4 separate regions of the Homo sapiens genome follow, and all the other regions are linked to region 2. The links are chromatin contacts, found by Hi-C or POLR2A ChIA-PET in ENCODE. All regions are on one chromosome and are shown on one strand. The core of a region is the stretch at or near the end of the contact, and the rest is flanking DNA. Distances in the headings are between cores, read along the strand shown.

Region 1 (6,246 bases), core at 25-2,524, 970 kb after region 2:
CTCATCATTGCCTCCTGGCCCCACGCACAAAGGGCTGGGTGTGTTTCCTTACAGCCACTCTAAATTATACAGCACAGCCTTTCTCCACACGAAGCAAACGTCTAGGAAAGAGGAGACGTTTCACATTTTTCTCCCCTAAATCCCAGCCCAGCCTGGGGGGTTCTAAGCCCCCATCTCCCAACTGGGCTCTAGACACACACCAGCAATTTTTCACCAGCATCGCCCAAGACATTGGTATTCTCTTTGCAGCGACTCGCCTAGAGCACGCTGGCCTTGACCGGAGAGAGGTCATTGGCCGCTAAGTTTCTGCAGTTTCTGCATAGGAGAGTACCTTGGGGACTGCGAGTGGGGGGTGGAGGCTACGCTCCGGAGAGGTTTCCCGAAGAGTCTACACCGCAACTGACACTTAAAACGCATTCCAGAAATGCCCTCCGGCTCGGCCACGCTTCGCGGGCAATCGCGAACCGCGATGGAGAAGGCTTCGTCGCATCCCAAAGGACGCCTCCCACCTTCATCCCCGAGCACCCCGCAGCAGCCCCCGGCGCGGGGCCGAGGGCGTCCGCGAGAACTAGGCCGGCGGCCGCGGCGAGCCCTCTGGCGTCGGCGTCCGCGCCCCGCCCCGTCCGTGTCACCGCGTTCTCATTCCGAGCGCTCGGCCCGGGCCGCCACTCCCATTGGTCGGCGGCCACGTCCGTCAGCGGGCGCGCCGCTTGCGGAGAGAAAAGGCTACATTGTAACAAGGCGAGGAGCGAGCGAGCTGGGAGGAAGGAGGCGGAGGGCGGCCCCCGGCTCCCGCGGCGGCGGCAGCTACCTGCCGAGGGTTCACCCACCTCGCGGCCACGGCGGGCCGCCCCCCACCCCGCGCCGGCGCCGTCCGGACCCCCGCCCCGCGCCCGCGCCGAGACCCCCGGCCGCCCCCGCCCCCAGCCGCCGCTCCCGGCCCCCGCACCGGCGGCCCCCGCGCTCGCTGGCAAACTGCCGAGCGCTCTCCGAAGCCATTTTCAATGGCCACATTGGCTACCGGGGCTGACTCACCTTCCCGGGAATGCTGCGGCAGCCGCGGGGCCCGGGCGGCGAGAGCGGCCCGGCGGGCGGCTCGGCGGAGGCGGCGCGGCCTCGGCTGGCGGCCCCCGCGGAGGGAGCGGCCGCGCTGCGGGCGCGCTGGTCCCCGGCGAGGCAAAGTTTCAGCGCCAGCCTCGGCGCGGCGGCGGCGGCGACTCGCTGCTGCTCTCCTCCCCTGCTTTGACCACCATCTTATTAGTACAGGAAATGACATGGAAAACGGAAGAAAGCGGCGTTTGGGGCAGACGCGGACCCCCCAATTCAGGGGCCGGAGCCGGGACTCACCAGCCGCGTCCCGACCCGGCCCCGGAGAAAACTCCCGGGGCCCCTTAGGCCCGCGCCCTGCCCGGAGGGGGGAACCCGGCTCTCCAAACCCAAAGGGAGAGGGAGCGTTTTATAATCCAGCCCGTGGAGAAATCGAGAAAAAAATAGATGAAAAAAAGAAAAGGTTAAGAGAGAACTTTCGAACTGGGATACTTTTTTGGGGTCAGAAGTAAAAGTTCTCAAATTTTAATAAAGTCATTGTGAGGGGGGCTCCCTGGCTCTCCCGGTCGCGTGGCTGTCCATTTGGAACCAAATAGTCGGGGGGAGTCGACGCGTTTGGATTTTTAACCCTTTCAGGGCTCCGCGGCTGGCCCCCTCCCGGTCCCATTTAACCCTTTGAATGCTCAGCAGTTTGGAGATACAAACTGAAGTTGCGAGACGCAGGCGTCCCGCGAAGGCTGAGGGTGAGGGGCTTGGGGTTCGTTAAAAATATTAACTCTTTATGTGGGGTTGCGGTTTTGTAGTCACGAATCGCACATGTTCTTCAAGTCAAAATATGTTACAGAGGGAGAGAGATTCTGAGAACTGGAGGGGCTGGTCCCTGGCTGGCTTGGAAAAGATGTTTAAGCGGCATTCACTTGCTCGATTCCTCAGTTTCTCCATCTGTGAAATGGGATTCGACATCACAGAGAGGGGGTGAAGAGGGAAAGACTGGGCCGGGGGTGGAATTGTCACAGAGTGCTTGAGTGCTTGACATGCTTTCCTGAGCGCCTGGAAAACTGACAGGTTGCGATGGGGCTGGAAGCCTTGGAGGAGGGCAAGGGACACTGCAGGGTGGCGTAACCAGGACAACCATTCCCCAATCAACCCCTTTCTCGTGGCGTCCTCTACAAGTCCTGTGGCCCAATGGCGACGTCTCTCCTACCAAGGGAGGATGCTCTGTGCAAGCTCCAAAATTGGGGCAGTAAACCCCAGTTGGTGATTCCCAGGAAGGCACCTGGGCGAGGCGCTGTCCAGTGCTTTCCCCAAACATCCACGAAGCCCTGCAAGAGTTGCCCAGACGGCCCCCAGAGGGTACTACCCCAGGGAAGCCTCCTCCCAAGGCGGAAGGAGTTCCGTGTCAACCTTGCTGCTGGCGATCCGCAGATGGGCGTTCATGGTCAGATGGGCGTTCATGGTCAGATGGGGGTGCTCATGGCTTTTGGAATCTGGATGTGGAGCTGGAGGCGGTGGGGGTGATGAGGGAGGGAGCACTGTGGGTACCACATCATTTGTTTCCCTTGACTCTGGCGTCACAAACACAGCTTCTTGGAATCTCATGCCTGTTACTGGCTGTGTGATCTGGAGCAACTGGCTTCACCTCTCTGAGCCTTTATTTCCCACATCTGCAAAGTGGTGCACAGTAATACCCACGTTCCTGGCTCTGTGTAAGGAGCCATGAGAGTGTATTTAAAGGGCCCAGCACCCAGCTGCTCTCAGTAGATGCTCAAGAGACAGTAACAACCCTATCGTTATATGAGGTTCAATGCAACTGTAAGTTTCCTGAGTATTTCTCTGCTTGGTGCCAGGCAGAGTGTCGGGTACTGGGGGACGGGGGTTGGGGGAGGGGTTCCACGATTAGAATGACAAGATCCTTCAGGCAGGTCTTGGTCTGCCCAAGAGATGAAGGCACTCGCAGATAACTTCAATTAATTCAGAACTGAATGCACCTCCAGTTGCACTGAGCATGGTTTTGGATGCCAAGTGCCCGGCCGAGAAAAGAGCACTGAGGAAGGAGCCATTTGTTGTTCCTTTTGAGGAGAAAGATTCACCAAGGAAGTAATGTCAGAGGTAGGCCTGGAATTTCCACCAATGGTAGGATGGCATTGCCAGGAAGGCAAAGAGCAGAAGCAAAGACCTCGAGGCGTCAACGTACCCAGGGTGTTGGACATGTGTCCTGCAGTGACTGGGGTAGAGGGTGAGGCAGAGATATCGGAGATGAGGGCAAAAAGAGAAGTAGATAAAGGAGGGGAGTGGTCCCATCCTCCAGAGAGCAAAAAGATCTTTAAGAGAATGAGCTGGCAAGTTGGAAGTGAGGTAAGGAGGGAATTTCTTGTGGCATTGGTTTTCTATTTAAATCTCCCCATCCATTTCTATCCTGGCTTCCTTTGCCAGGAAGCCGTAGGTCCTCAGCTGCATCTGTAGGGTGAGACTGGGTCCTCAGGCATTGCAGGCTGGGGAGTCAGCGCTTCAGGCGTCACACTGGGACTTGTCCAGGGGCTGTGGGGAGCAAAGAGATGCGGTGTGATCCAGAGACCCAGGTCTGAGTCCCAACCTGTCGCCTGAGGCATTTGACTTGTCCTCTTTGGGGGCCAGTGTTTTCCTGCATGGCATGAAGAGTTGGGACCAGGGGTTCTATATTTTGCCCTCAAGAAACTGCCCCTGTAGTTACATAGTCAAGGCCAAGGCACAGGAAGGAATCTGAAACAAGGCTGGGGGAATTGTTGGAAACATCTCAGAAGGGAAGCCCTAGGCAGTTGGAGGGTTGACACATGTGCTCTGGGTCAATGTGGGCAGAAAGTGGGCAGAAAGTGGTCCCAGACCCTGAGTGTGATCACCACGGACAAGCAGTCTAGACAAAGCACGTCTTGTGAGGCAGTGCCTCAGTTTCCCTCTGTGGGCTGAGTTGGGCCTGAAAGTCAGAAGTAGGGATGAGATAAGAGCTCCACTGGCATTTCCTGAGAACTTAAGGGAAGGGGAAGGAGAACAGGATTGAAGCGAATAGGGCATATGGTACACACCTTCTGGGTTATTACCATCTATACTCAATAATCTCAATAATCCAAGAAGGATATCATCATCACTATTTTTTGCAGGCAGAGAAACCATGTTCAGAGAGGTTAAGAGACTTGCCCAAGGTCACACAGCTAGTTTGAGGCAGGGTGAGATTCAAACATAGGTCTGCCTGACTCCATTGCTCAGTGTCATCTGCTGTTAGTCATTTCTGGTTCATTGTCCTTTTCCATAATGCAGCTTTTCAGCCTAATGGGTGGTGAAATATTTCCTTAATTTCTCCCTTGAGCGTATCTCACAAAAAGGAGCTGACCAGAACTTTGTGATTCAAGGCCAGGTACATTATGACCTCTTCTTGCAAAAAATGTACTAACAATCCCAGTCACCTCCAGGTCCCTGTGAAGGCTACTGAGATACTCTAAATGAATAGAGTTCACCTCTTTAGAAGGAAAAGTCCATCTGAGGCCTTCCCTCCACCCCCTACTAGTAATAATGACACCAAGCAAAATACTTCCTGTTAGCTCCAAGGTAAATGCCCCCTGGATCCTAGAAGGAAGAGTCACTGGGGATTCACTTCCACATTTGTTGTAAAACAAGGACATTGTTTATTGCACATATGACCTTTCCTGAAAGCACAAGGGCAAAATTTCAATAAGGATTTAGTACCTGGAAAAAACTAAGACTGAAACACACTGCATCTTCCCCAAGGAACTGGCAAGCATCTTCCTTGCTAATAAGAAGAGCTCCGTAACTGATCAGCCTTCCCTTCTTGCACGGGTTGCCAGGAAGCTCAGAGCCAAATTCCACCTTCACTTCTAACAGCTTTGGCAGTTGCATCCTTATTACTGCTTTACTGCTTCTAATCCTACTGGCTCAGCCTTGCTTTCTCTGCCTTTTATTAAAGATGTTCCCCTTTTTAATGGTAAGAGATAAATGCTTTAAATAAATCCACATTTGGAAGAGCTGCTGAAGGGACCTGGATTCCACAGGCCTCATGTTAAGCCAGGCACAGTTCTGTTCTGATCTTGTCCATTCACCCAACAGCTGAGGGATCCGTCTCTTGGAAGGAAGGAGGGACTGGCTTAAGCCCAAGGAATTGCTCATCCAGCTGCTGACAGTGGCTAAGATCAAAATGCCTTGGGTCAGATCATCATCGCCATTTTTTGCTCTACTGACAAGCAGCTTGCCTTGCTCCTACCAGCTCCCTGGGAGGCCCAAACCACTATCCCCTACCTGTGCTCCAGAAAATCTCCCCCATTAGTCCCTCCTGTTGAGGCATGGAAAGGTGGAGAGGTATGGGAATAGTGGCGTGGGAGTGAGGGGCATCCCTAGATCATGAGGACAGGGAAGGCATCTCTGAGGAGGTGGCATTTCAGTGGGGGTCTTGCTAGATACAAAGGAGCCAGCTCCACCAAGAGTTGAGTAGCAGAATTCCTGGGAAGGGGACACAGCCAGTGCAAAGGCCCTGAGCAGGATGGAATTGGCTTGTTCTATGAAGTGGCAGAAGGCTAGTGTGCCCAGGGTGCAGTGTGGCAAGAAGGACAAGAAGCAGATGTGGGGAGAAGTGGGTGGGATCTCTGCCAGGGTTTTCCAGTTTGGCTTTCTTTGAAGTGCAGTGGAAGCCACTGGTAATTTTAAGCTGGGGAGACCCGGAACTTGATTTGTTTTCATGAGATCACCTTGGTTGCCATCTGGATGATAAACATTTACTGAGTCCCAGTGAGTTTGTAGGCATGCTCATAAACCATCTCATTGAATTATCCCTGAATTCTAGATGAGATTGAAGCAAACGTGTGTCTTTTTTTCTGGCTTCCCAGCATCTGATTCCCCTTCCAGTGGCTGGAGAACATCCCACCTTCTGAGCCTTGGGGAGAAGCAGAGTGTGCCCTTTCCCTGCCCACTGGAGAAGCTGAAACAACAAAAACTCCCTTCCCTGGCCTCCCTGCAGGTAAGGCACTGGTCCATGACCCAGGCTGTCAATCAGATGCATCTTCCTGACTTTGAATTGGGAGCTAGAGATAATAGAAGCATGGATCATGGACAGTCCTTTCAGGCATGGGTGGGGTGCAGTGCAGTCCGTTCTCAGGAGCAGTAATGTCAGTGGCTGGATCCAACAGAGCTTTGGCCTAGGGCTGGTGGTGCAGGCTT
Region 2 (5,470 bases), core at 2,178-4,677:
GCATTATACAGTTCTATGTGCCAGGACTGTGCTAAGCACGTTACATGAATTATTTTATTCAGTCTTCTCGAGAGCCCTACTTAGTAGGGTTTTTGTTGTTGTTTTTGAGACAGGGCCTCACTCTGTCACCCAGCTGGAGTGCAGTGGAGCAATCTCAGCTTACTGCAGCCTCAACCCCTTGGGCTCAAGTGATCCTCCCACATCAGTCTCCAGAGTAGCAGGGACTACAGGTGCGTGGCACCATGCCCAGCTAATTTTTGCACATTTTGTAGAGATAGGGTTTCACCATGTTGACCAGGCTGGTCTTGAACACCTGAGCTCAAGGGATCCGCCAGCCTCGGTCTCCCGAAGTGCTGGGATTACAGGCATGCAACACCTTGCCCGGGGCTGGAAGTAGGTATTCTAAGCTGCAATTTACAAGATAGGAAAACTGAGGCTGTTAACAGAGATTAAGCAGCCTGCCCCAAAGTGCCTTAGTTGAAGGAGCAATACTTCCAGAGTATTTTTTTTCCATTAAGTTTGGTAGTTACAGGAGTGTTAGACACTCTTATATTCAGCTAAAAATATTTTAATTAAATATCTAGACAATGACTTTGCATAACATTGATTTTTGGTTGCTACCACACATCTTAATAACCAAGCACCCTTTGGTACAAGTTCAGTGGTTAGTCCACCTTAAGTCTTTTTTTATAGCAAGGATTGGTAAATGACAGCCCGTGGGCCCCATCCAGCTCACTGCCTGGTTTTGTGAAGTCCCCAAACTGGGAATGTGGTGCTTTTTAAAAAATTTTTCTTAATGACTGAAAAAAATCAAAAGAATATTTCAAGACATGTGAAAAGTACATTAAATCCAAATGTCAAGGCCTATAAATACAAATTGTATTAGAACATAGCCAGATTCATTCATTTACATGTTGTCGTATAGATGCTTTTGGGTTATAACAGCATAGAGTGGAGAAGTTGTGACAGGGACTGTATGGGATGCAAAATCTACGATATTTACTATCTGGGCTTTTACAGAAAAAGTTTGCTAACCCCAGTTCTATAGCATGATACAATTAGAGGTTCTGGATTTTTTTCTATGAAATTCCAAAAAAAATTTTACCTTCTTTTTCCAGAAAGAACACCAAAGCAGTCTTCCTATGAAAAAAGGTTGATAGCCTGGGATGATTTGAAATCACACCATTAGGTTATAGTTCCAGTGACTGGCCAGTGGGTCCAGCTTGAAAGACCCCCTCCCTCATTTTAAATACATTACAGTTAGCTCTAGATGGTAAAGCTGGGTCTTACTACCCAACCTGTCCTCCCGTTATTCATCTTGACTGCGTTATGGGTTTAGTTTCACAACATTATGAGTTCATCTAGGCTTCTTGAATCATTTATAGGAATTTTCATTTTCACTCTCAAACTCTTACACTTTCGCTGCTGTGAATTTTTTTTAACATAAAGCTCAGACTACTAAATGGCCTACACATGTACCATAAAGTCCATATTTTATTTTTTAAGAAATCAGAATTTTTAAAAATTGCTTTTTCTTGAGAAACTAAACTTAATTTTGCAGGTCACGAAAGTAAAAAAATACCTTCATATCCAATGATCTCAAAGCACCTCTTGTGAAAATACATAACAAGGTAATAGAAATATTATTTAATGGAAAAGATGTGACTAGTAAAGTCCAAGGCTATTTCTGGTTCTGCGAATGACTCACTTTGACTTTGGGCAAATCATCTCACCACTGTTGCTCTTTATCTGCAAAAACTGGATTTCATGCCTATGGGAGTTGCATGGCTAATCAATGCCTGGAAAATGCGTAGTGGCAGTTGCTACAAAAGTGCTGAGCTTTAAAAACAAAACCCCCCACCCCCCCATTTGTATTCAGTTGAGGTTGGGGTTTATTGTTATTTAACATTCGAAGGCCAACACTATGTTAAGTCCAGAGTGCTGCACAGATCAGATAATATCACTGTCCAGTAGGGGTTTTTTTTAATCTAAGATTTTTTACTTTTAAAAAATTTATTGTGGTTGGGGGTTTAGAATCCGGTAATACATCCATACAAAAACGTTAAGCTTCAAGTTGAAAACTATCGATTCGAAAATCTAAATAAACCCCCTCCAAAAAAAAAAAAAAAGGCCCTCCCCCGCCCCGCCAAGAAATCTCTCAAAACAAGAATTCTTCTGATGTTTTTCTCCTCCCTGCAATTCTCCATGTTACAGTCCTTGGAGGTAGAATAGGCATAAAATACTTTCACTAATAAAATATGACAAACCGCCGGATTATACGTGGCCGATTCCCAGTGATTGCCCTGCTACACAAAGCAGAAAAGTAAATGCCATCATCCCCCTTAGAACAAAAGAACTTAGGAATAAAAAACATGGAGAGGGGGGAGAAAGCAGCAATAAATAAAGGTGAGCGAAGGCCCCCGTCCCCCGCCCCTCCCGGGAGCGAGTGCTGGACTAAGTACTGCTAATAAAGTGGTTCAAGGGTAGTTATTTGGAAAGGGGGCGGGGTGGCGAGGGGAGGGAGCGGGCGAGCGGCGGCCGGGGATTGCATGTTGCATTCGACTTGAGGTTGCATCTTTCTCCTGTTGCCTGGACCACGCTCCCCCATTGCAGTGCTTCCCCATCACTTCTCCTCGCTCCTGCCCCTCACGGCTTTCCCCCCCCCCCTTCAAACTGCTGTTGCACTGGAGGGAGTTGGGGCCGCTCTGGAGCCCCTTTGCAGCTCCCGCCGGCGGGAGGGGGGAGTTGGGCTCGGGCCGCGGAGTTGGGGGGGCCGCCGCGGGCTCCGGCCTCGCCTCGGCTGCGGCTGCACGGGAGCCGAGCTGCGGCGCTGCACGGGCCCCGGAGTTTGGCTGCCTTCGCCGCCGCTCGGTGCTCGGCCCCATCACCGCCGCCGCCGCCGCCGCTGCACTGGAGTTTGGCTGCCGCTGCCCTACTTCACTCTAGTTTAGTTTCACTCACTTTACATCCGGGTTTTTTCCCTAGGCAATGGGTGCCGCAGCACACCCCGTTCCTTAGGCAAAGTGAAATAAATTCGCCGCACCGACACGTCAAGTAGTCCGCCCGCCCGAGCGCCGCCGCGGGCCCCCGTCGCCCCCCCCGCCGACGCCCCACCGCCCCCGGTGGGGGGACCCGAGCGTCCCGGGAGCCGCGGGCCGAGGCGCGGGGGCCCGGGCCGGCCGCCGTACCACTCCGCCCGGCGGCCCCCTCCCTCCCCGCCGCGGCCCGCTCTCCCCCGGCGCCTCCTCTCCCCTCGCCCTCGTCCCCGCTTTCCCAGCCCCAGTCCCTCTCGCCCGGCTCTCGGGAGCGGCGGGGGCGCGCACGGCGGCGGCGGCGGCGGGCCGGCGGGGCCGCGCGGCGGGCTCCCGCGCGGGCGAGTGTGTCTGGGCCTGGGCGGAGGGATCCCCGGGCTGAGGCGGCGGAGGTGCTGCGGCCCGGGGCCGGGTGGTGAATGGGCTGGTGGTGCTCGCTGCTGCTGCTGAGAGGAGGAGGAGGATGAAGAGTTGGGCTTGTTTGTCTCCTACAGTTTCTCTCCTGCTGCTCTGATTCCCCCCTCCCGATTCCGGCCCGGGGCCTGTGTGTGTCCCTCCTGGAGGAGGAGGAGGATCCAGTTCCTCCCCCCAACCCCCTCCTCCCCACCCCCCCTTGCCTGGGGAAGAGGAGGAAAGAAACAGCCCAGAGAGAGAGAGAGAGAGAGAGTGAGTGAGAGAGAGAGGAGAGGAGAGGAGGAGGAGGAGGAGGGAGAAGGGAACAACCTACCATCTTAACACACTAATATCTAAAAAGTGCGAGAGGCCCAGAGCAGCAGCAGAAGCAGCAGCAGCAGCTCCAGCTTCTTCCCTCCCTCCCCATGAAGAAGAGTTCCCTCCTCCTCCTCCTCCTGCTTCTCCTGCTCAGAGTTCCTGCCTCCAGCTGCCAGGGGGGACAGCCAGCCAGCAGCAGGAGGGTGCAGTATCCCAGCTTTTCCATTCTCTCTTCTTCTCACTCTCCTCTCTCTCTTTTTTTCTGGAGTAGCTCTATTTCCCCTCCCTCCCCCTTCCCCCTCTGCCTCTCTCCTCTCTCCCTCTGTCTTGTCGCTGGTGTTTGTCTCTGGGAGGATCAGGGGCTGCCTGCTTGGAGTTTGTTGTGGGGGGAGGTAGGGGGAGGGGAGGGGTGTGTGGGAGGGAGGAGGGAAAGGGGGGTGTTCTCGTCAGGACCCCTCAGTCAACTTGAGATTTGAGCAATAACTTCCCCTTCGGGGCGCCCCCCTGCGTGCCCTTCCCATACCTCCCCCCCGAAAAAAAAGACAATGGGAAAACCTTGGCTCCCCCCCCTCCCCTCTGCCCTCCACCCCTCCCCAGGATAAATTGGAAGTAAGTTTATGAGCAGCCTCGGAAGCCTGGGCGCAGAGTGCAGGGCCGGAGCCGGTGACAGAGGCGGCGTGCCGGGGGCGGCGGGGAGGGGGCGTCACATTGTCCCGGCGGGGGGCCGGCCGGGGGCTGCGGGCGGGGGCGGGGGGCACGGAGCCTCGCCCGCCCCCCCTCGGCTGTCCCTCGGCCGGGGAGGTAGCTGGGGCTCCTCCATCCCCCCCACCCCACCCCGGGATGCTGTCGGGGGGAAGTTTTTATTATGATTATTTATTTAATTAAAAAAAATTTTTTTTTGGAAAACCATCTTGTTTGTTGACTGAGGGATCTGGTTTAAAAAAAAAAAAGCTGCGGCTGCTGACGCTGCCGGGCCCCAGTGTGTGTGTTTGTGTGTGTGTGAGTGTGAGTGTGTTGGTGCATTTGTCTTGGGTGGCCGGAGCAGCGTTGGGGAAATTCCGCTTATTCTTCTTCTTCTGCAACTTGTTATTCCGGAGAGTCTGCCTGCACCCCTCACCCCGGGGCCGGCCCTCCCGCATTCGCCCCCGCCGCCGGCGGCCGCGGGGCGCCCCCGGGACCCCGAGCGGGCCGGGGCGGACAGGCCGCTCCGAGAGGGGCCGCGGCCGCCCCTCCCCCGCCCGCGCCCCCGCCGGGGGGAGGGGCGCGCGGAGTGGGACTCTTTCCGTTTGGTCCAGCCCCGTCGTGCACGCAGTTCCCAACACTTCTCGTCATCCTCTCTTTGGTCTCTTTATTCTGCTGAGCGGTGCTGTTAGGATTTCTTTTTTTTTTTTTTCCCCTGACCACGTTCGCGATGGTGGGTAGCAGCAAGGTGGCCCTGGTAGGGGAGGGGTTGGTATCGAGATTGGGCACCGGAGGAGAACGCCTTCTTTCAACTTTGTCTGTGGCTTGCACCCCCGGAGAAGGCCACAGGCCGGTTGTCGGGTGCAGATGTGCCGAGAGTGATTTCTAAGTAGTTGAGTTGTTGTGATGAGGGTACGACTGCTAATGGTCGGCAGGTTTTGTTTTCATTGGTGAATCTGGTGTCATCATATTCCGGTCATATGTTGAAATATTCTTTGTTTAGGTCTGGAAGTAGAGGATCTCACTCTGCACGTCCACATTGTGTT
Region 3 (5,673 bases), core at 602-3,101, 540 kb before region 2:
TAAGAAGTTGAAACAGGAGAATCTGGGCTGATTTAAAGGCAAGTAGAACTGAGGTAGATCTAGAAGAAACCATCTAATGTGAAAGTCAAAGAGGAAAGCAATACTTAATGCAGGCAGAAGAGGAATCTGGAGGCAAGGAAGCTGAGGATGAGTGACTTGTGGTGGAAGGCAAGAAATGTGCCCCAGCAATTCAGCCAGCTGCAAAAATGACTGTTTAGCCAAAGCAGCCTTGGCGCCACACACATTACACAACAAGACCACAGGGGTGCTTTCTCTGGGGAAGCTGACAACAGTGTTTGGAGCCTGTGTTTTATGAAACTGGGTTTGCCACTGAAGACTGAAGTGGAAAAGTTAATGGTTAAAAATGTCTGGATAAGGAATACACACAAGCAGAAATCTGTGTCAACTATAAAGAAAAGCTGTACTACTGGTTTCTCCCTGTCATTTTATGCTAAATAATTTTTGGCTCTTTGGGGCCTCTTCCATTATTAGAAATGAAATTTACCACTCAATAGAGAAGTAGCTATGAAGTTAACAAGTGTAAGTTAGACAAAATCTCTGGTGTCAGAATGCATTTGGAATTCTGTGACTGATGTTCTAGGGAATTTTAAGATGTCACCAGGAAGGTAAGGGCTAAATGTAATCTTGAAGGTTATGAATAATTACAGACTAGAAATACTATCTTCTGGACAAGAAGGCTCTCTCTTACCCCTCAAAGTAACCCCTTTGAAACAATCACCACCACTATTAAAAGGGATTGTAGCTAAATTTGGACACCATTTCATAAAGCCCATATATATACCAAATAACTACCACCACCCCAGAACCTGCTTCCCCCTACCTGGGATGGTGGGGAGGTGGAAAAAGAGGTGGTACACACTTCTTGAGAGTCTTCTACAGACGGGTATATTACTCCAGTGTCCTCACCAGCAGTTCTAAAGTGAAAAGAAAGAAATAATGAATTTTATGGTGGTGGCAGTCAATTTCAGAAAGGCTATAAAAGGTGATTAGATAGAGATGGGACCTGTGCTAAGAACGGTTTCACACAGTTCGTACTGGCAAGAAAGGCATGTGGAGTCCTCAATAATTTCAAACATTCCAGAGAGTGGCACTCAGAGGTTTGACAATGTTTTGTTCTTGTTTCTCATTTTTAAGACAAGGTGTCACTCTGTCACCCAGGCTAGAGTGCTGTGGCATGTCTCACTGCAGCCTTCCCAGGCTCAAGCAATCCTCCTGCTTCAGCCTCGAGTAGCTGGGACTACAGGAATGTACCACCATGCTCAGCTAACTTAATTTTTTGTAGAGACAGGGGTCTCCCTCTGTTGCCCAGGCTGGTCTTGAATTCCTAAGCTCAAGCAATCCTCCAGCCTCAGCCTCCCAAAGTGCTAGGATTACAGGTGTGAGCCACTGCATCCAGCCTGTTTTTTAAACCCAAACATCTTACCTGACCTATTATTTGAGAGAGCATTTTCTTTTCTTTTCTTTTTTTCTAAATTGGTAGACTCACTCACACCTGTAATTCCAGCATTTTGGGAGGCCGAAGCAGGCGGATCATCTGAGGTCAGGAGCTTGAGACCAGCCTGACCAACATGGAGAAACCCCGTCTCTACTAAAAATACAAAAATTAACCGGGCGTGGTGGCGCATGCCTGTAACCCCAGCTACTCGGGAGGCTCAGGCAGGAGAACTGTTTGAACCCAAGAGGTGAAGGCTGCGGTGAGCCAAGATCATGCCACTGCACTCCAGCCTGGACAACAAGAGTGAAAATCCGTCTCAAAAAAAAAAAAAAAAATTGGTAGAAACAGTGTTTCACCACATTGCCTGGGCTGATCTCCAACTCCTGGGCTTGAGCAATCCACAGATCTCAGCTTCCCAAAGTGCCGGGATTATAGGTGTTAGCCACCATGCCTGGTCTGAGAGAGCATTTTCTTAAGCCAGGCCAGTAATGGAGCCACATCTGGGTTTTCAAAGAATTATCAGTAGTAGAGACTCCACGAAACAAGTATCTAAACCCTAAAGCCAAGCCTATTCAATTTCACAAGTCTATCACATAAAGGTACTATCCTTCCTGATATACATCTAGTCTAACCCCTGTTTTCTGAGTTCTAGACCTGGAGACATTTTATTCTGATATGAAACTAATGTGCCAGATGGTAACCTGAAAACCAATTAATTTGTCAAGGATATTCCACAAATCACTGCCACTCTTCTAAGGCTCTAAGTAACTTGTAACTGAGAAAAGTCTTTTTTTTTTTTTTTGAGAAGGAGTCTCACTCTGTAGCCCAGGCTGGAATGCAGTGGTGCAATCTCAGCTCACTGCAACCTCTGCCTCCCAGGTTCAAGCAATTCTCCTGCCTCAGCCTCCTGAGTAGCTGGGATTATAGGCATGTGCTGGCATGCCCAGCTAATTTTTGTATTTTTAGTAGAGATGGGGTTTCACCAAGAAAAGTCTTATCACTAACATCAAGATCCAAAATATCCCAAGAATTTTCTGAGACAGTCTGTATATACTAAGTCTTGGTGTACCTAAGAGGGAGCAGAAAGAAGGGAAACTGGCCCATTTGATTTCTCTCCACGTGGGGTCTCCATCAGTGGCCCCCTGCCCACTGGAGAGTGAGTGCTGAGAAAAGTGTTCCATGTGCTTGTGCAGGATGGATGCTTCTGCCCAGCTGCAGTTTGGGAGAGCACCTTTTCACATTCCTCACCTGTAATTGCAGGGGTGCATGGGAGAGGAGCTGGGATAGGGACGGTCCACAAAGTGATCAATAATAATCCCCATGATAGGTGGGGTCCTCTCAAATTGCCTGTAATACAATAAGCAGATTCCAGTATTTGTTAGAATGCCTTTCCAGCCCCCACAAAGTCCTCAGAGGGCCCCTCACCTTACATCTGTTGGCAGGCACTACCAGAGCTTTAACTATCACAATCCCTAAATATAAACCACCAATCCTACGTTCTGGACAAACTGGCTCTGGGACACTCAAATTCTCCAATCTGGCAACTGCACTCTCTCTTTATTCTTCTGAAGGTACTGCTTTCAGCAAAGCTGAATTGTAGGTTTAGTCTTAAAGTTTAGGAGAAAAAAAACTTTAACATTTTCGGAAGAGTTCTTTTGGATTCCAGGGCTCTTCCTCACCTGGTAGACATGAATGCCAAGTTAATTCTGTAAGCACAAGAAAGAGTGATGGTGCCCACAGGGGTGCCCACTGTCCCAACACGAACTGTCTGGAAGCCTAGGAGAAGAGATACATTATTAGCTTCTTTTGCAGAGAATACTGACACTGCCCCCAGACCGTCTTTCCCTGAATTATTTGGCCTATTGTGTAATCTCTGGCATTATCCACTTAGCATGTTAAGTGCAGCAGCCTTAATTTCATATGTGTGTGTGTGTGTGTGTGTATGTGCGTGTATGTGTGTGTATATATAGGTTTCTTCCCTCTCAATGTATTCTATATTGAGCCAATATTGGCAAGGGAAACAGCACTCTATTTATAGATAAAGCTACCTTCAAAGAGATAAAATAACTGTTAGTTTTAAGGCCTGAGAAAGTTCTACTAACCAGCCCTGCAAAGGATACATCACATGCTAAAAAAGACAATGAAGGAGCACTAGAATGTCACACAAACACTTCAGTTTAAGAAGTAATTGCCTTCCACCCAAGCTGCCACTCCACGGCTAAGTAAAGAGCCAAGGCCTTGCAAGTGACACTTTCAACAAAGCTTTCCTGATTTTCTTGGTTTCATTTCCAATTTTTCAAAATTCTTGTTGTTCATCAGAAACATTTAACATCCTCACTGTAGAAAATTAGGAAAATATACAGTTTTATAAAGAGTAAGAAAGAAGACTGAGTTCCTGGAACTTTGGGAAAAATTATTTGGTTACCCTGGCAGATCAGGGGTAACCTGGACCACCTACCTGCATTCTCATCTTTTCTTTACTTGTATTATGCATATTAAGATGACAATCTACATATTATAACAAGTAGAAACGAAGATCATCTCTGAAGTTAGGAGAGCTCTGAACACTACGATGTTTTTCAACCGTTGATACATACCTTCTCCTAAGCCACTCAGCTGAACTTCTCCAAAATATATCCTGTATGGAAGAAAAAATAAGAAATGTTACCTGATTCTTTACTCCTAAGGGCCTCTATAGCCAAAACACGTAGAAACAAAATAAAACAAAGCCTTCCTTACTCATCTGCTCAAATACCTCTGCTGATGGAGCATTAGTAATTCCTACTACTTCAATTAAGCTACAGGCATGGAGACGTACAGAGTGGGTTGGTTAAAAAATAAGGAAAATAAGGCCAGGCACAGTGGCTCATGCCTGTGATCCCAGCACTTCGGGAGGATCACTTGAGGCCAGGAGTTCAAGACCAGTCTGGGCAACACAGCAAGACCCTGCATTGACAAAAAATAATTTTGCCGGGTGTGATGGTGCATGCCTGGAGTACCAGATAACTGGGAGGCTGAGGTGGGAGGATCACTTAAGCCCAGGAAGTTGACGCTGCAGTGAGCCAAGATTGCACCATTGCATTCCAGCCTGGGCAAAAGGATGAGACGCTGTCTCAAAAAAAGAAATGAGGAAAATAATAATTAAGTGGAAACTGCTATTTAAGTTTCTTCTCTCTGCTACTAAAATGTATTTTAAAATTATACCTACTGAGAAATAAAGAATATATAAATAAAAGTGGCCAACAGGTCTAGGATTGCTACTAGAAGGCACTGGTTTTGTTTTGTTTTGTTTTGTTTGAGACGGAGTCTTGCTCTGTCACCCAGGCTGCAGTGCAGTGGCATGATCTCGGCTCACTGCAACCTCCAGCCTCCTGGGTTCAAGCGATTCTCCTACCTCAGCCTCCCAAGTAGCTGGGATTACAGACGCATGCCACCACGCCCGGCTGTTTTTTTGTTTGTTTGTTTTGCTTTTTGAGACTGAGTCTCACTCTGTCGCCCTGGCTGGAGTGCAGTGGTGCAATCTCGGCTCACTGCAAGCTCCGCCTCCCAGGTTCATGCCATTCTCCTGCCTCAGCCTCCCGAGCAGCTGGACTACAGGTGTCCGCCACCGCGCCCGGCTAATTTTTTGTATTTTTAGTAGAGACGGGTTTTCGCCGTGTTAGCCAGGATGGTTTCGATCTCCTGATCTCGTGATCCGCCCGTCTCAGCCTCCCAAAGTGCTGGGATTACAGGCGTGAGCCACTGCGCCCGGACCTGTTTTTTGGTTTTTTTTGAGACAGTGTCTCGCTCTGTCGCTCAGGCTGGAGTGCAATGGCACCATCTTGGCTCACTGCAACCTCCACCTCCTGGACTCAAGCGATTCTTGTGCCTCAGCCTCCCAAATGGCTGGCACTACAGGTATGCGCTACCATGCCTGGCTAATTTTTGTATTTTTGGTAGAGACAGGGTTTCGCCACATTGCCCAGGCTGGTCTTGAACTCCTGAGCTCAAGTGATACACCCGCCGTAGCCTCCCAAAGTGCTGGGATTACAGGTGCAAGCCACCATGCCTGGCCTGTTTTTCGGGTTTTTTAAAAATAATTTTTGGTAGAGACAGGGTCTAACTATTGCCCAGGCTGGTTGCAAACTCCTGGCCTCAACTGTTTTTTTTGAGACAGGGTCTCAGTGTGTTGCCCATGCTGGAGTGCAGTGGTATGACCACTGCCCACTGCAGCCTCA
Region 4 (6,255 bases), core at 2,145-4,644, 580 kb before region 2:
ACCTGTTAAGCCTAGCATCTTGGGAGGCAGAGACAGGCAGATCACTTGAGGCCAGGAGTTCGAGACCAGCCTGGCTGACATGGTGAAACCCCATCTCTACTAAAAATGCAAAAAAATTAGCTGAGGCTGAGGCAGGAGAATCACCTGAACCTGGGAGGCAGAGGTTGCAGCGAGCTGAGACCACGCCATTGCACTCCAGCCTGGGCGACAGAGTGAGACTCCATCTCAAAAAAAAAAAAAAACAACAACAACAACAACAACAACAACAAAACAAAACAAAACAAAAAAACCCCTTCCCACCTTAGCTCATCTGTAATATAAAAGAACCCCCACGCCAGAGAGAAGAAACATGGGAGGCTGGAAACCGTGTACATACAAAGCTTACTCTCTTTCTTACTATTCCAGGAAGCTCTTAGGAAGGTAAAAGTTGCAAATATCTATATTGTTATTCCAAAGAACAGACCCGTCGCTCTTCAACAGAAAGCAATGAATGACAATTCATAGTCTGAGACTGTCCCTTGCCTGAAAATTCTAGCCTTGCTGTATGTACCAACCCTAAGCTATTCAGTCATAATCCTTACCCAATACTAATCAAGCCCCACCCTCCTATCCCATGTTGAAAGATCCACCTTAAAACAGATTTTGAAAAGCTACTAAGACTCTATAGTGTCCTTCCTTACCGCAATGAGCCATAAACTCTGCTTTGTCTTATCAACAGGTTGTTTTGGTGGGGAAATTGCTGGGAAACCAGCATTTATTTGACACATACCTATGCAAGGTTCTGCTGCATCCTCCCCAGGGGAGGCCACTTCCTGCTGTACAGCAGACTCCACTTCTGTCACCACTGCTACAGCTGCCTCTTTGTCCAGCCCAGGCTGGGTGAGACTTGGGCCCTCAGAGGAAGGCTGGGGCCACAGCAGCAGTTCAGAGCCTGGCAGCACCAGCTGGTACACTTGCAGATGAAGCCTCTCGCTGATCCGCACTGGGGCCACATTTCCCTCACTCTCCAGCCTGCCCCGTTGTACCAAGCTGCAAAGCAAAGTAACAGCCAGCTAGGAGATGCTCACTATTCAAGTGGTCTTCCCCGAAAGCCCCAGTCCCCAAGCAGTCTGGGTCCTAAAGGACGCCGTGCCTTTGGAACATTCACTGCAAAAGAGCACTGAATAGGAAATGACAGTCAGCACCGGGTTCCATCCCAAACCACAACAGAAAACCTCAAAGGAACGACACACTCTCCTCTGACTTACCTAGTCCAGCCAGAACTCTGCTCACAGGCACACACGTCTCCCCATGGGCCTAATGACAGGTTCTGAAATAAACCAACAAAAGTCCTTCTCAAATGTGTTCGAGGGGTCGGGTAGGAATAAAAAAAGAAACTAGATGAAACTTTCCTGGGACAAATTTAAGATGAAACTCCTGGAAGGTTAGAAGCCTCTGGTTCTCCTCTAACAGGACAGTGCTGTCTGATTCTTCATTCAGTAAGGACCAAAAAGTCTGTCTCCTCACCTCCCTCCCAAGGGTATGGAGAATTACTAAATTGAACACATTACTGTCTTCCAGTGAGTACTAAACAGAAAAAGTAATAAGGAACACCAGCTTTTTAAAATGGTATTTATTGGGCCAGGCGCGGGGGCTCACACCTGTAATCTCAGCACTTTGGGAGGCCCAGGCAGGCGGATTACTTGAGGCCAGGAGTTTGAGACCAGCCTCACCAACATGGTGAAACCCTGTCTCTACTAAAAATACAAAAATTAGCTGGGTGTGGTGGTGCACATCTGTAATCCCAGCTACTCGGGAGGCTGAGGCATGAGAATCACTTGAACCTGGGAAGTGGAGGTTGCAATAAGGCGAGATCGTGCCACTGCACTCCAGCCTGGGCGACAAAGCAAGACTGTCTAAGAAAAAAGAAAAATAAATAAAATAAAATGGTACTTATTGTGCAGTGAAACCTTTTATCTTCACTATTTCATCAGCTCCTCCATATAATCCCAAGAGAGCCACTGCTTTGTTTCACAGATGAATTAAATGCGGCACGTAATTTAACCAGCTAGGTGACAAAGCTGGAATTTGATCCCATGCTTTCTTAATTCCAAAAACCTTAGCTCTTGACCTTCCTCACTCACTGCTGACACTGTATGATTCCAGCTTTCAACAACTTTTCAAACCTCGATTCTTTAACTACTGCTGCTGAGAGGAGACAGTCCTGAAGAGAAGGGACAAGACTATCTCCTATCTCTTGAAATACTCTCTTTCTTCAAATTGAAAAGCTGTCTAGCAATGTCCAAACCTCCCCTACATTTTCAAGGGCGGAGGGAAGTCGCTCTATCCTTCAATACCTCCTCCTGCCGTGGCTTTACTCCCTCGCCCTTCTCCTTGGAGGCAGACTCCTCTTCCAGCGGCCCCCACAGCAGGCCGGGCTGCAGGGGGTCCCCGACACACCAGACCCCCAAGCGCTGTTCCTTGGCGAGTGAGGGGCCAAGGGCCAAGCCCCGGGGAAGGCTCTTTAAAGCGAGGATGTCTCGGGTCGGCTCGGGTGGGACGTCTTTGAGGCCCTGCGTACAGCCTTCTCCGGAAGGGTTCCATCCTAAGTCCAGGCCCAGGCGCGGCTCGCGGGCTGCAGAGAGAAGGGAAGACAGTGAGGGAGCCACCCAAGAAGGTGGGAGGTGGGGAAAAGTGTGGGAGGAAACCGCAGGTCCAGGTGGGCCTGCGGAGCCCGAGGGACAGGTGAGGGCTCTAAGGAGGGCCCTGAAAGTTTTGAGGAGGCTCAAGGGCTCTTCAGAAGCCCCCAGCGACTCTGAGGGCACTGGAGGATCCTGGGATCCGGAGGAGAGAAGACTGAGGAGAAAGCTGACCACAGAGCGTCAGATCCACCTGGGCCAAGGTTGAGGGTCGCGGACATCGCAGGTCACTCACCGAGTTGCAGCGCCTTCTTCCCCTCCAAGAGCAGCTCCTCCGCCTCCTCCATTCCGGGTCAGAAAGCCTCCCTACGCCGGAAGTGAGCTTCCTCTTCTCAGCTCCTCCAGGAAACAGTCACGGACTTCCAAATTTTTTTCTCAGGAAAGAAGCCTCAGAGCTGGACCTCATTGGTGCACAGGACTGGGAGTTTGGGAGTACTGGGGAGGCAGAACTCTGTCCGAGAGCAATGCGAACCTCGGATTCCGGAGGTGCACCAGTGATTCGACTAGCTGGGAAAGCGGAACTAATTGTTCCAGCCATCTCTTTGGGAGCGACGAGTCGGACAGTTATGCTGTTACCTCCCCGAGGCAGGAACTTAGGCGGGCATGTGCAGGAAGTGGGCGGGGCTCCTGGAAAGGCCATGTTTGGGGCCGGAAGTGGGTTGGAGGTGTGGCGGAAATGGTTGGGGATAGAAGAGAGCGGGAGGGGGCGGTTCCCGTTCCACCGCGGAGCCGGATGTTTGCCGAGCCTTGACAGGCGTGGCAGAGGGAGCAGTGCCCGAGCGCGGTGAGCTGCTGGGCGCGGGGTCTCCCCGGGTGGGGATGGGGAAAGGAAAGGAGCTGGCCAGGTCGTCCGAAGGGATGGGGTCCGGATGGGGAGGACCGGAGCAGATCCGAGGAGGGGAACGGGGGTGGAACTGGGCTCAGAGGCCTGGCCTTCCTGCAGGGTTTCTGCCCCATTTTGGCGCCTGCAATAAGAGGACTTAATCATTTTCACTACCTTCTTCCTGCCTTCCCCAGGGCAGAGTCCAGGCCGGATCGCTGTCATCCAGCAAGCCGGCGGGAGGGGGAAATCTCCCAGATCTGATCTGGCAAAGCACTAAGAAGAAGAAATTTGGGGGAAGTGTTCCTCCTTGCCACTTATTAGGCCACGCTTTCAGTTCAACTTATTTATTTTTTTAAGACGGAGTTTCACTCTTATTGCCCAGGCTGGAGTCTCGGTTCACTGCAACCTCCGCCTCCCGGATTCAAGCGATTCTCCTGCCTCAGCCTCCTGAGTAGCTGGGATTACAGGCGTCCGCCACCACGCCCGGCTAATTTTTGTATTTTTAGTAGAGACAGGGTTTCACCATGTTGGCCAGGCTGGTCTCGAACTCCTGACCTCGTGATCCTCCCGCCCCCGCCTCCCAAAGTGCTGGGATTATAGACGTGAGCCACTGCGCCCGGCCTCAGTTCAACTTCTTAATCTGTGAAACAGGATAATTGCAAAACGTAACCTGGGCTTTGTAAACCGTGAAGCTCTATGCAAACATAATTGTAGTTGAGAGTTGTAATTGCTGTTGTATTGTGGTGGGATTTGCAACTGGGAGGCCGATTCCAACGTTGAGAATATGATTTCTTTTCTTTTTTTTTTTTTAGACGGAGTCTCACTCTGTCGCCCAGGCTGGAGTGCAGTGGCGTGATCTCGGCTCACTGCAACCTCCGCCTCCCGGGTTCAAGCGATTCTTCTGCCTCAGCCTCCCAGGTAGCTGGGAGTACAGGCGCGCGCCACCACACCCGGCTAATTTTTGTATTTTTAGTAGAGATGGGGTTTCACCATCTTGGCCAGGTTGGTCTCCAAATCCTGACCTTGTGATCCGCCCGCCTCGGCCTCCCAAAGTGCTGGGATTACAGCCGTGAACCACCGTGCCCGGCTGGTCCTCTCTTTCCTCACTGTAAAATGAGCTTAGTAGAACATGCCTCATCAGTGCTATCGTGAGGTTGAGTTTGTGTCCCCAGTTCATGGTCCTATATAGGCCCTCAACAAGTGTGGGTTCCCTTCTTTACTTAGGAGATGAATTAATTGGTTCATTCATTCAACAAATGATAGCATCTACTATATATCAGGTGTCATTCTGAATAGACCAGAAGTTCTTAAACAGTGATTCTCAGAAGGTGTATGAACCTCTTAAAATTGCATACATCTCCTAAGTTTTCTTAGGGAAAAAGTCCACACATGTTACCAATTTCAGAAAAGTCTACAACTTCCTAAAAGTGATTGCCTAAGGTGATCCTTAAGATTTTTGTAAAGGTTTACCTGCTGAGAATGGAAAAATTAATCTCAGAGTTGGGTGTATTTTGCACAGAGTAGAGCAGGCTTGTGGGTGGCTGGTGTCTTAAACAGGCAGGATACTTCATTTCTACTACTTGATGTTAGAATTTCCCTGTGCTAGCTTCCTCACCCTCCCACTGAATGGGAGTTTAACTTCCAGGCTCAGAAGTTAAACTGTGGGTTGGGGGTAGTGGGAGGGGCCAGTCTGACTGGGAGATGGGAACCACTGGGCTTAGTTATGCTGGGAAAGGAGGTTATGTGGGGGCGTTGAGGGAGGTCATGTCTGGAAGAACTGACAGCATAGAAGAGCAGTCACTGGAAAAGAGGTGAAGTTCAAGTTCAGCTCCCTTTTAGATGGTGTCCTTCTCCCTCCTTCACATCCACCCCAGCTCCCAGCTGCTCCTTTTTTTTTTTTTTTTGAAACAGAGTTTTGCTCTTTTGCCCAGGCTGGAGTGAAGTAGCTTGATCTCAGCTCACTGCAACCTCCACCCCCTGGGTTCAAGTGATTCTCCTGCCTCAGCCACCTGAGTAGCTGGGATTACAGGCACCCACCACCATGCCTGGCTATTTTTTTTTTTTGTACTTTTAGTAGAGATGGGGTTTCACCATGTTGGCAAGGCTGGTCTTGAACTCCTGACCTCTGGTGACCCACCCACCTTGGGCTCCCAAAGTGCTAGGATTACAGGCATGAGCCACCGTGCCCGGCCCCGGCTGCTCCTTCTAATCCTGTTGTTCACTGCAGCACAAAGTATTTCTGAACACTGGAGAATTATATTTCTGGGAGGCGCCATTGCCTCTACAGAGGAGGAAATTTAGGCCCAAGTAGGAAAAGGACTTGCTCAGCATCTTTGCAGCTCACTGGCTTAGGCAGGATGATAATCCAGCTCTCCATACTACCTCATCATTTCATGGCATCAGCACCTACTTTGTGCAGAAAGATGTCTCTGGGATAGCTGTAGGTGGGGCTGAAGGAGCCCCTGGTCCCTGGGCAGTGACAGGCTGAATAGAAAGGGTAGAGAGAAGGCTCTGGCCTGGAGGGGGTTGCTTTGAGCTGGATTCTGTCTTTATTACCCAGCTGGAGGTCGCTATGGGGAGCAGCTCCCACAGCCTCCTGGCTGGATGGCAGGAAGCACATGTAGATATTGAAGGGTTGAAGGGTTGAAGGGTTGAAGGCTGAAGGGGAGTGAGGGAGCTGGGCTTTGGCATCACTCAGAGAAATGCATTCCTGACCGTGAGGGATCATTCTTCTCTGTGTTCTTGGGAAGGGAT

The links. A loop is a pair of places that touch in the nucleus more often than their neighbours do. ChIA-PET counts read pairs that join two places held with the same protein, here RNA polymerase II (POLR2A). Pooled maps may share reads with other maps.
Region 1: a map of naive thymus-derived CD4-positive, alpha-beta T cell shows a loop between it and region 2 (6-fold over the local background). The contact joins the promoter of PRDM11 here to the promoter of PHF21A in region 2. A Hi-C loop is called at or near these places in 1 of 168 maps with a recorded cell type or tissue (naive thymus-derived CD4-positive, alpha-beta T cell) and 11 of 50 pooled maps. POLR2A ChIA-PET finds 5 or more read pairs at or near these places in 3 of 52 experiments (CD8-positive, alpha-beta memory T cell, H1 and HepG2).
Region 3: POLR2A ChIA-PET joins it to region 2 with 10 read pairs in activated T-cell. The contact joins the enhancer-like site here to the promoter of PHF21A in region 2. POLR2A ChIA-PET finds 5 or more read pairs at or near these places in 2 of 52 experiments (HepG2 and activated T-cell).
Region 4: a loop to region 2 is called in a map of CD8-positive, alpha-beta T cell, with 13 times the contacts of the local background. The contact joins the promoter of ARHGAP1 here to the promoter of PHF21A in region 2. A Hi-C loop is called at or near these places in 5 of 168 maps with a recorded cell type or tissue (CD4-positive, alpha-beta T cell, CD8-positive, alpha-beta T cell, PC-9 and 2 more), 2 of 37 single-sample maps with no recorded cell type and 17 of 50 pooled maps.

What each region holds. Positions count from the first base shown.
Region 1 is chr11:45,141,667-45,147,912 of GRCh38, reverse strand. PRDM11 (PR/SET domain 11) reads right to left here and starts at 1,274. Exons shown (of 8, transcript NM_001384648.1): 1 at 1,036-1,274. LOC105376652 (a long non-coding RNA gene) reads left to right here and starts at 1,130. Exons shown (of 6, transcript XR_931241.3): 1 at 1,130-2,859; 2 at 5,916-6,046. RefSeq lists silencers at 524-713, 794-873.
Region 2 is chr11:46,119,411-46,124,880 of GRCh38, reverse strand. PHF21A (PHD finger protein 21A) reads left to right here and starts at 3,427. Exons shown (of 19, transcript NM_001352027.3): 1 at 3,427-3,946. It overlaps LOC105376661 (a long non-coding RNA gene), which reads right to left and starts at 2,736. Exons shown (of 3, transcript XR_931252.4): 1 at 1-2,736. RefSeq lists silencers at 2,595-2,904, 3,345-3,404, 4,818-4,897, 4,968-5,027, 5,211-5,368.
Region 3 is chr11:46,654,654-46,660,326 of GRCh38, reverse strand. ATG13 (autophagy related 13) reads right to left here. Exons shown (of 19, transcript NM_001346311.2): 8 at 4,054-4,094; 9 at 3,136-3,232; 10 at 2,705-2,803; 11 at 842-935. Among named protein-coding and RNA genes, the nearest start is that of ATG13, 40 kb to the right of the region's middle. Within about 2 kb of position 1,851, at least 2 of the 41 ENCODE cell types and tissues checked have a DNase peak (open chromatin) inside an H3K27ac peak, as active enhancers do.
Region 4 is chr11:46,697,758-46,704,012 of GRCh38, reverse strand. It overlaps ARHGAP1 (Rho GTPase activating protein 1), which reads left to right and starts at 3,394. Exons shown (of 13, transcript NM_004308.5): 1 at 3,394-3,462. ZNF408 (zinc finger protein 408) reads right to left here and starts at 2,982. Exons shown (of 5, transcript NM_024741.3): 1 at 2,914-2,982; 2 at 2,337-2,614; 3 at 1,248-1,309; 4 at 770-1,029. The coding sequence starts at 2,965. RefSeq lists an enhancer at 2,899-3,188 and a silencer at 3,519-3,638.